Regions from separate parts of the Mus musculus genome. Here regions 2 and 3 are each linked to region 1. The links are chromatin loops, found by intact Hi-C in ENCODE. Cell type or tissue: heart. All regions are shown on one strand.

Region 1 (5,000 bases):
TAGAAGCACACCTAGTCACCATCAAATTCTACAGCACTCATCATGGTGTCGCCACATAGGCAACAAAGAATGGAAAATAGTTCCAGGAGGATGAGTTTCTGACTTTCCCACAGGTCAAAGTCAGTCACCTGCTATTGGATACAGTTTGATCCCCAGAGTCTCCAGCTGTAGGTTTAGCCCTGTGACCTCGATCTTAACTAGGCCTCTGTTGCTGTGTTAAAACACCATGACCTAGGCAACTAATAGAAGTGAGGGTTTGTTTGGCTTTACGGTCCCAGAGGGACAAGAGTCCATCCTGGCTGGAAAGTGACAGCAGGTCTGGCAAGAAGAGCAGGAAGTTCAGCTGTCACATCTTTCAGAGAAACTGTGCTCTGTCAAAGTCCACCCCTCCCGACATACTGTCTCCATCAAGACTGCACCTCCTAAGCTTCCCCAAGCGGGTTACTAACTGAGGACCAAGTGTGTTAATGCCTCAGGCCATGGGAGACATTTCTTATTCACAGCAGCACACTTAGTGGTGTTTTATTTAGAACCCTTTTTGAGGTGTCAAACTCTTCTCTTGTCTTGAGACCTAACAGACTTTGGAGGGCAGGGGCAGAATACTGGCTGTCCTTTTTGTCTCTTTATACTATTGATTTCAATCTTTAAGCATGGCTATTGAACACCCAGAAGTTCCATTAAAAACAGTCTCGAAGGAAGAATGATGATGGAAATTTAAATTTTGTAACACATAAAATGAATAGATTTTACTGTTGGGCGGTGGTGTTGCACACCTTTAAGCCCAGCACTCAAGAAGCAGAGGCAGGGCCAGGGGCAGGGGCAGGGGCAGGGGTAGAGGCAGGCAGATCTCTGAGTTTGACTCCAGCCTAGCCTACAGAGTGAGTACAGGACAGCCAAGGCTACACAGAGAAACTCTGTCTTTTGGTTTTTTTATAAGATTCATTTATTTATTATATGTAAGTACACAGTAGATGTCTTCAGACACCCCCATAAGAGGGCATCAGATCTCAGATCTCATTACAGATGGTTGTGAGCCACCATGTGGTTGCTGGGATTTGAACTCAGGACCTTCAGAAGGGCAGTCAGTGCTCTTAACCGCTGAGCCATCTCTCCAGCCCACCCTGTCTTGAGAAACCAAAATTAACTAGTTAATTAATTATGGGTAGAAGGATGGCTCAGTGGTTTAGAGCACTTGTTATTCTTCTTTTAAAAAAAGATTTATTTATTAATTTATTTTATGTATGAGAGTACACTGTAGCTGTACAGATGGTTGTGAGCCTTCTATGTGGTTGTTGGGAATTGAATTTTAGGACCTCTGCTCACACCGGTCAACCCTGCTTGCTCAGGCCCAGAGATTTATTTATTATTTTACATAAGTACACTGTAGCTGACTTCAAACACACCAGAAGAGGGCATCAAATCTCATTACGGGTGGTTGTGAGCCACCATGTGGTTACTGGAATTTGAACTCAGGACCTTCAGAAGAACAGTCAGTGCTCTTACCCACTGAGCCATCTCGCCAGCCCTGAGCACTTGTTACTCTTGCAGAGGACCTGGGTTCAATTCTCAGCACCCACATGGTGGTTCACAACCGTCTATAACTCTAGTTCCAGGGGATCTGACGCCCTCCTCTGGCCTCTTCGGGTACTGCATTCACATGGTACACAGACATACATGCAAGCTAAACATTCATATACATAAAATAAGACAAACCTTTAAATTACTTTAAAAAGTTTGATTGGAATACAAATCCAATGTAAGATGATGCACTCTACAGTTAGAAAACGCATGCTTTCATTCAACACATGCAGGCTTCCAGAGTCCCACTAAGTGCTCAAGGAGTAAGATCTGAAACTCTGAACTGTAAACAGGGTTTACCAGAGGAGTGAAATAGCAACCTTTACCCAAATCAGTCTATTGTTATAAAAAATGAAAAAGGGGGCTGGAGAGATGGCTCAGTAGTTAAAACCATTTATTGCTCTTGCACAGGTCCTGGGGTCCCAGTATGCATGTGACAGCTCACAACAGTGGGTAACTACAGTTTCTTGGAGTCTATTGCCCTCTTCTGTCCTTCATGGGTACTGCAATATATATATATATATATATATATATATATATACACACACATATATATATATACACACACATATATATATACACACACATATATATACATATACATATACACACATACATATATACACACATATATATACATATATACATACGCATACATACATACACACACACACACACATATATATATATATATATATATATATATATATATATATATATACACACACATATACATATGTGTATGTGAGCAAGAAACTCCTAGATACAAAATACAAATAAATAATAATGATAAAATGTAAAAAATTCCAATTTTGTCTCCACTGTCATTTACTAAATAACTGCCTAAGGTGCCAAGTGATTGCTATATTTCTCCCTGGGAGTATTCACAGTCCCCTGAAGGGCTGTCTCCCCTTCTCATTCATGAAACAATGACTTTCTTCTGGGATGGCCACATAGGTGTGAGCGAGACAGGAGCAAGAAGACTAGGAGAAATGTAGAGGTCCCTAGCCTCCAAGGCTTGGGACTTTGTAGCCACTGTTCAGTCATCTAGAGGAAGAGAAGTTGGATTAGGAGTCGGAAATCAAAGATGTAGCAGATGTCTCATTTAAATCCTTCCTTTCTTTATCTTTTTTTCTAAAGACAGGATCTATGTAGCCAAGGTTGAAATTTTGATCCTCCTGCCTTCCTGCCTTCACCTGCCAAGTTCTGGAATTGCAGGTATGAGACACCCCAGCCCCCTAGATTTCCTTTTACCAACCTGAGGGTGTGGCTCTGTGGTAGAGAAGAACCAAAACAGAAATTTTAATACATTTAAGATAAAACTTTCTTAACCAGGGTCTTGGTGCATGCCTTTAATCTCAATACCTGGGAGAAAGAGGCAGGCAGGTCTCTGAGTTTGAGGCTAGCCTGGTCTACAAAGTGAGTTTCAGGGCAGCAATTACTATACAGAGAAACCTTGTCTCAAAAAACAAAAACAAAAACAAAAAAGAAAAAACAAAACAAAGCAAGAAAGATAAAGGTTTCTTTTATTCCTTTGAGTAACTAAAAATAGCCAGCAGAGGTTGTGTGACTCCCCAAGCTAGGTAGCAGAGATTTGAAGCGACACTTCCTTTCCAGTTTAAAGAGTCCCCCTAAAGATCTACGCGCGCGCGCGCGCACACACACACACACACACACACACACACCTCCTAACTGGGGAAAACTGTGATCAACTTTAGGGAACAGCTATTGCTCTCGGCTTTGGGAACCTGAAGTCCGTCCTTAATTCATCTCAGGTTCTTTGGCTGTGTGGAACCTGGTAGAATCTGGAATTGCCATCCCATGTCCCTGTTTGCATGAGTGCCATTGAGAGAGCAAAGTCAAGGGGTCTTCAAGGCACAATCGGGAGAAGGCGTGGTCAGGGCCGGGTGGTGAGCTGCTGGTGCCCATGCTGAGCAGAGCTGTCCAGGAGAGGGGGCCAGGCCCGTTACTTCAGTCCTGCTCGGGACAGGAGGGGAGAGAGAGAGAGAGAGAGAGAGAGAGAGAGAGAGAGAGAGAGAGAGAGAGAGAGAGAGAGAGAGAGAGAGAGAGAGAGAGAGAGAGAGAGAGAGAGAGAGAGAGAGAGAGAGAGAGAGAGAGAGAGAGAGAGAGAGAGAGAGAGAGAGAGAGAGAGAGAGAGAGAGAGAAGGGGCGTGGCCGGTGGGGGAGGGGGCGTGGTGGAGGGGAGGGGAGGCCGCGCCGCCATATTCGATTCGACCCGCAACCCCGCGGCGCAGCCAGCATGAGTACCGGTGCCTTCTACATCTCCAGCCTGCTGGAGAAGATGACGTCCAGCGACAAAGACTTCAGGTGCGCCCTGTGGGGGCTCGGGACTCGTTTTCAGGGGTCTCAGCCTGTCCCGGCCGCCCCTCTGCTCCCCTGCCCCCCCCCTGCGGACCCCTGTGGGAGCCCCCGGCCTCTTCGCCTGGGCCTGGCTGGGCCTGCAGCCCCGCCCCCAGCCTCTTCCCGCCTTTGCTGTGCTGGCCTCTCAAGTCCCCAACACTGGGCGCCCCCCAGGCTCTCCAGTGAAGTCCCCGTCGGCCTCTCTTTGGAACCCAGTGCAGTCCTCTTCTGACCCTCATTGAAACAGGCCGCTTCCCTGCACAACCTCCATCCAAGGCTATCTTCCGAGACCCACACTTCTGCCCGGTCTCTAGGTTACCCCATCCCCCGCACCCTGTACCCCTACCGGGTCTCCTAACCCTAACAAACTTTACTTTTCTTTCATCTCTTTCTTTTCATCCCGTGCCTTTTCTCCCTGGCCCCTCATCACCACCCCATCTTCCTTATTCCCCTCCTCTCCCAAGATGGTTTAGAGCAGGAAGCAAAGGTTGGGGTGAGGGCTATCTCTCTCCCCCATTCTTTTTCTCCTATCCTCCTCTCCAAACACCACAGAAACACAGGAACAGAGTTGGCAAGAGGAATGGGAATATCTGATGCAGCCCCTCTTGCAGGGGAAACTGAGGTTCAGTGATAAAAAGGGGTTGTTGGTCAGTTGTGGACCCTCAAGTCAACAGGACAGTGCACCATTCTGAGTCTTCTGTCACAGTAGTTATCCCTCCGATTACAAACAGGGAAAATTAGGTTCAGGGACATGAAGGGCCTGGATACAATGCTAACGGTAGGGCCAAGCAGAGTTGGAGGTGTCAGTGGGATTCCCAATCTAGCCAGTCCGGAGGGGCCAGAAGCCTATTTGTGTGGTCTGACCTTTTCCGTGTCCTGTAAATACAGTCCTCAAAAATCTCTGTGCAGCCCTAAGCCCCACAGTGGTAGTAGGGCTTGGGATCCTTTGCCCTGGCTTCAGATCTCGGCAACCATCACTAACTAGATCTGTAAGTGATGGGCAAAGTACTCCATGCCCTCTGAGCCTTAGCTTAGCTGTTTGTGCTTTAGGTAGCAGGTAA
Region 2 (5,000 bases), 540 kb before region 1:
CCCATAATTCTCTTCATAGCATCTGCATGCCAGACATTATCAAATATGGTAAAATACATAAAGCATTTAGTGTTTGGTTCTCAGCAAGTCTTTACTGCTAATTATTAAGTTGTCATTAGCTCCCCCACCCACATTTGTTTTGTTTTCTTTTGTTTTGAGATAAAGTCTTAATATGTTGCCCAGGTTAATCTCAAACTTTTGGGTGCAAGCCATCTCCCACCTCCCCCATCATGCACCACTAAAGATATTCTTTTCCTTGAATAACAAGAGTTATATCTAGACGCCTCTGCTCGTTTTAGTAATAAGGGGAGATGTTTTATTACCTGGCCCGTTAAGGAAGCTGCAAGCTGTTAAACTCCCATGGATCCCCAGCTGCTAGGCTTATTAAGAAAATGTTACAATGGGGGGAAATTGACAACACAGGCAATACAGATATTTTTAGTTTGTGCTGCAAGGGTGTACATCTTGGGTTCTGTTTAGGATTGAGCACAAGGGTATGAATCTGGATTATTTTATAAGATTGTCAATCAGAAATCCATGCTAAGTGCTTACTCTGTTGCCGTCTTATGTAAGGGATAGTATGAGAAAACCAAGGTAGGTGAAATACATTTCCAAACTTTCAAACTTTGTTAGGAGGGAAGTAGTTTGATAATTCTGTAAGAAGCTGTGTCCATTTCTTGCATCAGGAATTCTACAGAAATTATTTCCCATGTCTACATATTAAAATGTAAACCATGTAGCACCAGTGAGGCAAAGCCAAGAATGTGGAGATCTACTCACTAGTAAACATCCATTAAGCCACCATATAGAGAGAGCCTTCCATGCAGCTGTTACAGGGATCCCACTGCTGGGTGCATAAAAGCCTATCACTGAGACACACTCTGGAGAGAAAATTAAGGCCCGAAAAAGTTTTTGTAGCAAGATGCCATATGTGTGTGCTTAGAGCACACAGTCATGTTTACACCCCCACCCTACTTGGGAGGGCATGCTGGCAAACGACAGCGGGATTGTATGTGTTAAGAGATGAATGGAAAAATGGACCATTTACATTTTTATCATTTTATGTAGTTTTTGAATATGGATTGAATAATTTAGCAATATAAACAACTTTGGTATTATTTGTTTAAATATAGGATTCTTTCCAAAGGCCACCCAGCCAGGAAAGGGTGCAGCCAAGGCTGCAGAGCATCTGTCCTCTGGATCCTTGCACACTGCTTCCTGCTAGCACCCCCTTAAGTTCAGGAGGTGTTTCTGTCATTTGCTAGTAAGTTATAGAACTTATTCCATTAAATTATTTCTAGAAAACTAATCAGAAGGTCCAGGGCCCAGCTGCTTCAACAATGTGTTCATCCTCTAGAAGAGGGGTTTGCACCTTGTCTGTTACCATCTTGGCTCTTTTATGATGATAACATTGTAGCTTAGCCAGGAAAAAATCAGTGACCCTGAACTAGGAAACACAAACCGAGATTTCCAACAGCACAAATTACCTTAAGGAAAAGGCATTAGGATAGCTTGCGAGGTTGGGGTGGAGGAAAGGCATGAAAATAGTTCCATTAGCCAACTTGGTCAGTGGGCAGGTGCAGGAAGTGGCAGATAATCCCAGCCAAGATCTATAAATATACCCCAGTATCACTATTCAAAACCCACAAAATAAATGAGCAAGTTAGAAAACTTGGCAGCATGTAGAATCTAGATGCAAACCCTCAGTTCTCAGTTAACTCACGATGTTTTCTGTGAGTCGGCATGCTGTTGAACTGTTTGGGGTTTCTGTTTCCCCAGCAGTCCAGTGGTCAGGAAGCATTCTCTCTTAGCTCCTTCACAGAGTTGTGAGAAACTAGTATGTCAAAGAACAACCTTTGAAAGTGCTAACCTTCACAGGGAATGAAGGTCTCTGACACTAATCTTACAGAAAAGCTATTTGAGACTTGAAGGTAGGAGGAAGCATCAAGAGAGCATTTGTGATAGCAGTGCAGGCATACAACCAAAGAAAAGCCATCTTGTTGGTCATTTATTTTAGTTCGGCTTATGATTATAAGCAAAGACTGACTGAGCCCAGTATCTGCAGAGCAGTGACAGTGCCATGCATAGACAGAACTGTCAAGAGAGTGGCATGTGCTACAGGGGCATGCTGAGCTATGAATGTTGATCAGGGCCCTGGAAGCAAACTGATGTGAAACTTAGGAAGGAATTAGGGCAGAGGTGGGGGTTGGACTTAGTGATCCAACTCCAGGATGGCCCAGTGCCTCAGAGGAGCAATTTCAGGGTGGCCAGGGACTTGGATAGCACAAATGACAACTTCCTAGAACGGTCTGTTCCAGAATCCATAGAGCAAAGGAAATAGCCTGGCCTTATCCTGAGTAAGTTGACAGGAACCAGGAAAGGAAGTATTTGTGGTGGGACAAGTACTTATAGCATCATTAAGTCTCTTCTGAGTAGAAAAAAATGGGAAAAAAAACTTGGTGCAGCACATGTGGTAAGTCAGTTTCCATGGCGTGGGAGAGCGGGAGGAACACAGCAGCAGAGGAAGATGGTGCTGGGTGGCATGGGGCACTGCACTCAGGGTCCTGTGTGGCTGTGCCACTAACATGCTAATGACCTTGGAAATGTCATTTTCTTCCTGAGAATTTTGAATTTTTTTTTTTTTGTTTCAAAGAGTTTTCTTCCTATCTGGTCAGTTATTATGAGGATTAAGTATTCTTTTAAAACAAACAAACAAACAAACAGGCCGGGCAGTGGTGGCACACGCCTTTAATCCCAGCACTTGGGAGGCAGAGGCAAGCAGATTTCTGAGTTTGAGGCCAGCCTGGTCTGCAAAGTGAGTTCCAGGACAGCCAGGGCTATAAGAGAAACCCTGTCTCAAAACAAACAAACAAACAAACATTTTAAAAATTATATAATTTCTTTATTTACATTTCAAATGTTAACCCCTTTCCTGGCTTCCCCTCCAAAAACCCCTATCCCTTCTCCCTCCCCCTGCTCACCAACCCACCCACTCCTGCTTCCTGGCCCTGGCATTCTTCTACACAGGGGCATGGAACCCAAGGACCAAGGGCCTCTCCTCCCATTGATGTCTGACTAGGCCATCCTCTGCTACGTATGCAGCTGGAGCCATGGGTCCCTCCATGTATACTCTTTGGTTGGTGGTTTAGTCCCTGGGAGCTCTGGGGGTACTAGTTGGTTCATATTGTTGTTCCTCCTATGGGGCTGCAAACTCCTTCAGCTCCTTGAGTCCTTTCTCTGGCTCCTTCATTGGGGACCTTGTTTTCAGTCCAATGGATGGCTGTGAGCATCCACCTCTGTATTTGTCAGGCACTGGTAGAGCCTCTCAGGGGACAGCTATGGATTAAATATTCTTATAAGCAACTAGCATACAGCTCCTAGAACACAATGCAAAATAAAATATTGGTGTATTCCTTTATTTTGAGAAGAGGTTCAGAAAACCTCCAATGGAACAAGCCAGTTGGGAATGTAGAGCTCAGGGGAAAAGCAGGCATGATTTAGTCTACTAGGCGCAGGTACCCAGCCCATCTTTACAAACAGAGAACAAAGCCAAAATAGCAGAGAAGAAAAATCTTATAGAGGGAAGGAAGATTAGAGGCAGGAAAGAGAAAATATAACTGTGCAAGAATGTAGTCTCCTCATACAGGCCTGATGCCGTTAATGCATAGGATGAAGTTCCTCTCAACCTGACAGATTGGGAAGACACTGGACTGCATAACTCAGCATCACTTGTTTTCCCTGTGATACAGGCTGAGTTTTATGTTTGGTTGTAGCTGTTTTCCTTGGTTGTCAGCTCTCCTGATATGTATATGAAGAAATCAAGCATTAATAGCAATCTCTCTCTCCTCTCTCCTCTCTCTCTCTGTCTCTCTCTCTCTGTCTGTCTCTCTCTCTCTCTCTCGTTCATTCTGTTCTGATTCCATCTTTAAAAGAAAGAAAGATTCCTCTCTTTATCCCAACCACTGTGTCCCCTCCCCCCTCCACTCCTCCCAGCTCTCAGCTCTCTCACCTCACTTCTTCCCCATATCTGCTTCCCCTCCATCTCCCATCACAAAAGAGCAGGCCTCCAAGAGACAATAACCAAACAGAACAAAACAAAAAGGCAAGGCAAAAGTCCTTACACTGAAGCTGGAGAGGCAACTAAACAGAGGAAAAGACTCTAAAGAGCAGGCAAAAGAGTCAGAGACACACCCGCTCCCACAGTTAGGAGTTCCACACAAACACCAAGCTAATAGCAAAAACATATATACAGAGGACCTGGTACAGACCCATGCAGGCCTGTGCTTGCTACTTCAGTCCCTGTGAGCCCCCATGAACCCTGCTTAGTTGATTCCGTGGTTCCTGGTGTCCTCCATTCCTTCTGACTCCTATAATCTTCCCTCCCCTCTTCAGGGATTCCTCAAGCTCCAAGGGTAGGGACCCAATGGAGATATCTAATTTAGACTTTCTCCTCAAGTTTGGCTGTGGGTCTCTGCATCTACTCCTATCTACTGCTGGAGGAAGCATCTGTGAATATAACAGAATACCATTAGGAATCATTTCATTGATTTTTTTTTTTTAAAGATACATCTTGTTTGGCTCTACCCTAGGTCTCTGGGATATCCAGTCTCTGGTTTTTGGCCATCCAAGCAGTGTTGGACATGTGCTCCCTCTCATGGAGTGGGCCTTAAGTTAAATTAGACATTGGTTGGCCACTTCCACAAGTTCAGTGTCATGATTGCCCCAGAACATCTTGCATGCAGGACAGATTGTAGGTCAAAGGTTTTGTGGTCCAGTTGGCGTTCATGATTCTCTTTCTGTCACCCACAGAGTACCTTCCTGCACCAAAGACACTAAGAACACAGGGGCGAAGGCTCCACGATTAACCTTTCCATGTTCAATGAGCTGTGTGGATGTCCTCTGCAATGGGACCTCACTGTCTGTCTGCGAAGAGTAGCCATCTGTCCTAGCATCAGCCTAGTTGGCTGGGGATCTTCACAGGACCCTCTCAGCCAAAAACT
Region 3 (5,000 bases), 74 kb before region 1:
AAACTTCCCTGGCTGAACTGAAGGCAGATCCTCCAAGAGCACAGGTGTCACGTATCCCTTCTGGTAATCTCACCCACCAAAGAAGATGAACTCACCCTATGGATACAGACTTTAGCCCAGATTGTCAATAGCAGGTACAAAATCAGATCTCGTCTCAAAAACAAAAGCTGTTAAACAAACAAAAAAGTAATATTTGGGGGCTAGCATGATAGTTCAATGGTTAAGAGAGCCTACTGTTCTTCTAGAAGTTCTGAGTTCAGTTCCCAGTACCCATGTGAGGCAACTTACAATTCCCTGTAACTTTAGTTCCAGCGAATCCAACGCCCTCTTCAGGACTCCGAGGTTACTACACTCAGGTGTACATACTCATACATAGGTACATGTTACCTCTTTCCAGCCTAGCAAGGCTGGCTGTGACCATCCGGATGCTTGAGCAGAGCCACCTGCTGTGCTGCTCCTTTGATGTGCTACTACCTGCCTGAGGCTCAACCTGCCAGAGGCCAAACTGGTTCTCTTCCAAGAATCTTCCCGGAGTTAACACTGCGATCTTCCCACTAAAAGGCTGACCTATCTACTTCAAAGGAACTTTGCTTGGCCAGGGACAGGCCTCCCCTTTTCTTTTTCTTTTTCTTTTTCTTTTTCTTTTTTTTCCTTTTTTTTTTTGAGTACACTCTCGCTGTCTTCAGGCACACCAGAAGAGGGCATCAGATCTCATTACAGATGGTTGTGAGCCATCATATGGTTGCTGGGAATTGAACTCAGGACCTCTGGACGGTGCTCTTAACCACTGAGCCATCTCTCCAGCCCCTCCCCTTTTCTTTAAAGAGCGTGTTTGCTGACATTAAAATTGAACTTTGAGCAGAGAGCTTTGTCTTGGTTCCTTCCTTATCTCATGCAGCCTAGCCCTCCTTCTCTTCCAGGTTTCCAACATGCCTTTCCAGCCTAGGACCCAAAACATGTGGTCGGCTGGCCGGACACAACAGGTACACACATATAAGTAAAAACAAAATAAATATTTTAAAAGTAATACCGTGGTTTAAATTTTCCTTAGGTTCAGTAAATGAAACCATCATTTCCTGTCTTTTGGTTTTGTTTCTGGTTTTGGTTTTGTCCTGGGCCTGAGTTTGTCCTTCATCTCAAGCCTTATCTTTATGTCTCTTGTTCCAAGGCAAAAGAAAAATATTTCCCCGTGTGACTCTGTGCAAGTTCACTGATGCCCTTGTGACCTCCAGCATTGCAAAGCTTTGGGAAGATGGTTCTAAATAGAACATCTTGAGTTAATTGAAGTGTGTTGTGAAACGGTTGCCGTGGTTCCCGAAATAGCAAGTGTTGGCAAGGAACAATAAATTTGTGTGAACCACTACAAAAAAAAAGCCAGTACAGAGAGAAAATGAATGTTAAGTTCCCATTGGGGCTCGGCCCAGCACGTAGGTAAATGACTCTGAACAAGGAAGAAAAGGGGTTGGCACCTTCTCAAGTGAGAATTGAAGGATGGGCCACACCTAGGCCAGAGCATTTGCAAAACTTGACCTCAATCTTCCTACCTACTTCAAGAATCCGCCAGGAAAGAATGCATGGGAAAGCCAAAGGGAGAGGCCCCATGCCCCATTGTCTCAGCTGAGCTTGGGATTCCAGCTGTCTCCACCGAGGTCTCAGCTCTGAATATGAGCCGAGTCGGGCATTCCGGGCCAGCTAAGACACATGCATTTGTCCCCACCAGCACGGCCTGACTAAGCCCAGGCTATCCGTGGACACCTCATTGATCGTCATGACAACCACTGAGGCTCCTGCATGTCCCCTAAGTGCTCATTTCTGTACATCACTCGCCCGGAGCAGACAAGGACCCAGCAAGTGATGTCACGTGTGGTTTTTATTTTATTTTATTTTATTTTATTTTATTTTATTTTATTAATGAGATAAGGTTTGCTATGGAGATCTGGTTAGCCTGGAATTCATGGTAATTCTTCTGTCTTAGCATCTTAACTCCTGGGATGACAGAGGTGATCTGTAGCAACTCCAGTCTGAGTGTAGCTCTATTGGAGTAGATCTTAGTGCCACACATAAGAAACACACAGAGATGTTTTTCTAAATATAGAAATGAGTGGTTTAAAAAAAAAACCAAACTTTTTTATGTTTACATTTTTCTTTTATCTAATTTTAGTAAAGATTTTCTATTTTAAAACTCCTTTAAGATTTATCCTATTTTCTTTGTAAGAGCGTTTTGCTCGCATGTGTGTATATGCTAACTGTTTGTGTTGGGGTCTAGGAATCTCCTCACCAACCACATGAACACCCATCTCAGTCAGACAGGGGGAGCTATTGAGCACACACCCCAGGGCTGATCACCAGGGACATGGTCCACATTCAGGAACTGAACCATGACCCGGAGTTAAGAGCCTACAGTGGTTTTTGTCTTTTGTTTGTTTGTTTTGTTTCGGTTTTTTTAGTGGGTGGTTGTTTTTTGTTTTGGACTTTTAAAAAAGATTTATTTATTCTATTTTATGTATATGAATACACTGTAGCAGTCTTCAGACACACCAGAAGAGGGCATCCGATCCCATTACAGATGGTTGTGAGCCACCATGTGATTACTGGGAATTGAACTCAGGACCTCTGGAACAGCACTCAGCGCTCTTAATTACTGAGCCATCTCTCCAGCTGCCCTACAGTGTTTTTTTTTTTTTAAGATTTATTGATTTATTATATGTAAGTACACTGTAGCTGTCTTCAGACACCCCAGAAGAGGGTATTAGACCTCATTATGGATGGTTGCGAGCCATCATGTGGTTGCTGGGATTTGAACTCACAACCTTCAGACTCACAACCTTCAGAAGAGCAGTCGGTGCTCTTAACCGCTGAGCCATCTCTCCAGCCCCCCTACAGTGTTTTTTTTAGCCCCAAATCCATAAACATCTGTGTCAAGATACTTCACCCAGTCAGGATTTAAGGATAGGGGATTTCCTTAGGGTCATGTCTTTGTTGTGCATCTATCCTGTTCCCATTGGTAGGGTATTCAACTGTGCCAGAGGATGTGCCTTGTCTACCATTCATGTCTTAACTTGTCAGTCAGAATGGTACTTGTCTAACATTCATGTCTTAATTTGCCAACCAGGATGTCAGTTACCCACGTACATATCTCTTTCTGACAAGTAGGATGTCAGTTCCCAGGGAACTTAAACTTTACTCAACCACTACTCAAAATGGAAGTCGTATTCCAAATAGTTTCTTATTGTTAATTATCTCTTATGCTGGGGTCCATCCCAGGGGCAGCTTATACCATAAAAACTTATACACAAGTGCAGGAAGTGCTGTTGGGTGGTTGATTTGGGTCCAAGCTCATTGTGGGTAACTATACAAAACAGTTCTACTGGCTTCCATCATCAGTGGTTTCCAAGGACGCAGGACATAACAGAATATGCAATCAATCTCGGCATTAGAAAGTTTCCTAGTGATAGCAGAAACACGAGAAAGTTTCCTTATGATGGCAGGCTAACAAGGTAGCAGTTACCTAAGCCTTAACATTTTACCTAGGCCTTAACATTCCATCTAAGCCTTAATAGTTTTCCCAGGTCCTAACATTCTGTCTCGGCCTTAATACTTTACCTAGGTCCTAACAGTGTGTGTGCTCGAGGAGGTCAGAAGATCCTCTGCAAGGGTTACAAATGCTCTGGAGCCATCTATCCAGCCCCTACAATTTTAACTATCTATCTAGTTTTGGTTTTTCTGAGACAGGGTTTCTCTGCATAGCCCTAGATGTCCTAGAATAAGCTCTTTAGATCAGGCTGGCCTTGAACTCACTGAGATCCACCTGCCTATGACTCTTAAGCATTGAGATTAAAGGTGTGTGCCACCACTGTCCAGTCTCAATCTTGTTTATTTTAATTTACCTGTATGAGCATTTTGCCTGCCCTTGCATGGATGGTACTCACAGAGGCCAAAACGGGTGTCATATGTCCTGGAACTAGAGTTACAGTCAATTGTAAGCTGCCATGTGGGTGCTGGGTCCTCTGCCACGTGGGTGCAGTGGACCCTGGGTCTTTTGCAGGAAGAAAGATCCAAAGCCTAGAACCAAGAACCAGTGAGAGCCATCCAAGAAAGAGGGCCAGAGCTTAAATGCCATACCTTTAATGCCTAGAATTAAACTTACGGCATTCCAGAATCACTGTGGACATGTGAAGATTCCACCCCCAGACCTTTTTATTTGTTTATCTATTTTATTTTATTTGTTTGTGTATATGTGCAGGTGTGCACAGCCCACAGAGAGAAGAGGCAGGTGGATCAATGTGAGTTCCAGGCCAGTCAGGGCTACCTAGGGAGAGACCTTGCCCCAAACAAGCAAAACAAGGAAAGGTTAATAAGGTCCCCAGGTGGTTCCAGAGGGGAGAGTCCCAGATGATGAGGTAAAGTCCAGTTTCCAGGAACACAGGAATGTCAGACAGCTTTGCACTGCAAACATAGGTGTTGTTTGACATTCTTAGGCTTGAGGTGAAAGGAACGAAACTCCACCCAAGGTTATATATATTCAAGCATTAAGCCTGGATCATAAAATATGCCCAGAGAAGAAGATCTTCACCCTGTGGGTGAAGAGCTTTCACAGCAAACACTGATTGCGTTGGAATCCCTGCTTTCTGCAGGAAGTAGGCTCTCCTCAGACTCTGGAGTGAGGGGTTCTTTTCCCTTTCGGTGTCCCCACAATTTTCCTGATGTCTGTCTTGCCTCAGATATGTGGGTTTTGAGAACTCATCCCTTTGGCTCACAGGCCTTTCATCCCGGGACCTCGTCAACATTTAATAAGAAACTTATTTTTAACCCTAGAACTAAGGCTGGGCTCAGATGAGGTTTTTGAGGGCTGTGGAAGGAGGAGGAATCGTCGGTTCTGTACATGAGAGATGCAGGTACCTTGGACGGCCAGAAGAGGGCATCATTTCTCACCCGGAACTGGAGTTACAAGCGGTTTGTATGCTACCCGAAAGGGTGCTGGAAACTGAATTTGGGTCTTT

The links. A loop is a pair of places that touch in the nucleus more often than their neighbours do. Peaks named below come from ENCODE experiments on the same cell type or tissue, not always from the same donor. Only the 100,000 strongest peaks of a DNase experiment are listed, where the experiment ranks them.
Region 2: it touches region 1 in a loop (3-fold over the local background); 2 of 42 quality-filtered maps call a loop at or near these places.
Region 3: it touches region 1 in a loop (2.7-fold over the local background); 2 of 42 quality-filtered maps call a loop at or near these places.

Annotation. Positions count from the first base shown.
Region 1 is chr6:115,770,773-115,775,772 of GRCm38, forward strand. Gm44180 reads right to left here and starts at 44. Exons shown (of 2, transcript XM_030255690.1): 1 at 20-44. The coding sequence starts at 44. Cand2 (cullin-associated and neddylation-dissociated 2 (putative)) reads left to right here and starts at 3,785. Exons shown (of 15, transcript NM_025958.2): 1 at 3,785-3,906. The coding sequence starts at 3,839. Mir7660 (microRNA 7660) reads left to right here and starts at 4,885; the gene lies at 4,885-4,947. In heart, a CTCF peak has its summit at 2,051 (motif pointing left); DNase peaks (open chromatin) are centred at 3,485 and 3,919; H3K4me3 peaks cover 2,171 bases; H3K27ac peaks cover 2,302 bases.
Region 2 is chr6:115,230,479-115,235,478 of GRCm38, forward strand. All of the region lies in intron 1 of Syn2 (synapsin II), which reads left to right. Among named protein-coding and RNA genes, the nearest start is that of Timp4, 19 kb to the right of the region's middle. In heart, no CTCF peak of the experiment used is centred here; DNase peaks (open chromatin) are centred at 323, 1,583 and 2,283; H3K27me3 peaks cover 4,439 bases.
Region 3 is chr6:115,696,584-115,701,583 of GRCm38, forward strand. It overlaps Gm38879 (a long non-coding RNA gene), which reads left to right and starts at 4,567. Exons shown (of 3, transcript XR_869384.1): 1 at 4,567-5,000. In heart, CTCF peaks have their summits at 350 (motif pointing left), 2,312 and 4,905 (motif pointing right); a DNase peak (open chromatin) is centred at 1,268; H3K27ac peaks cover 1,080 bases.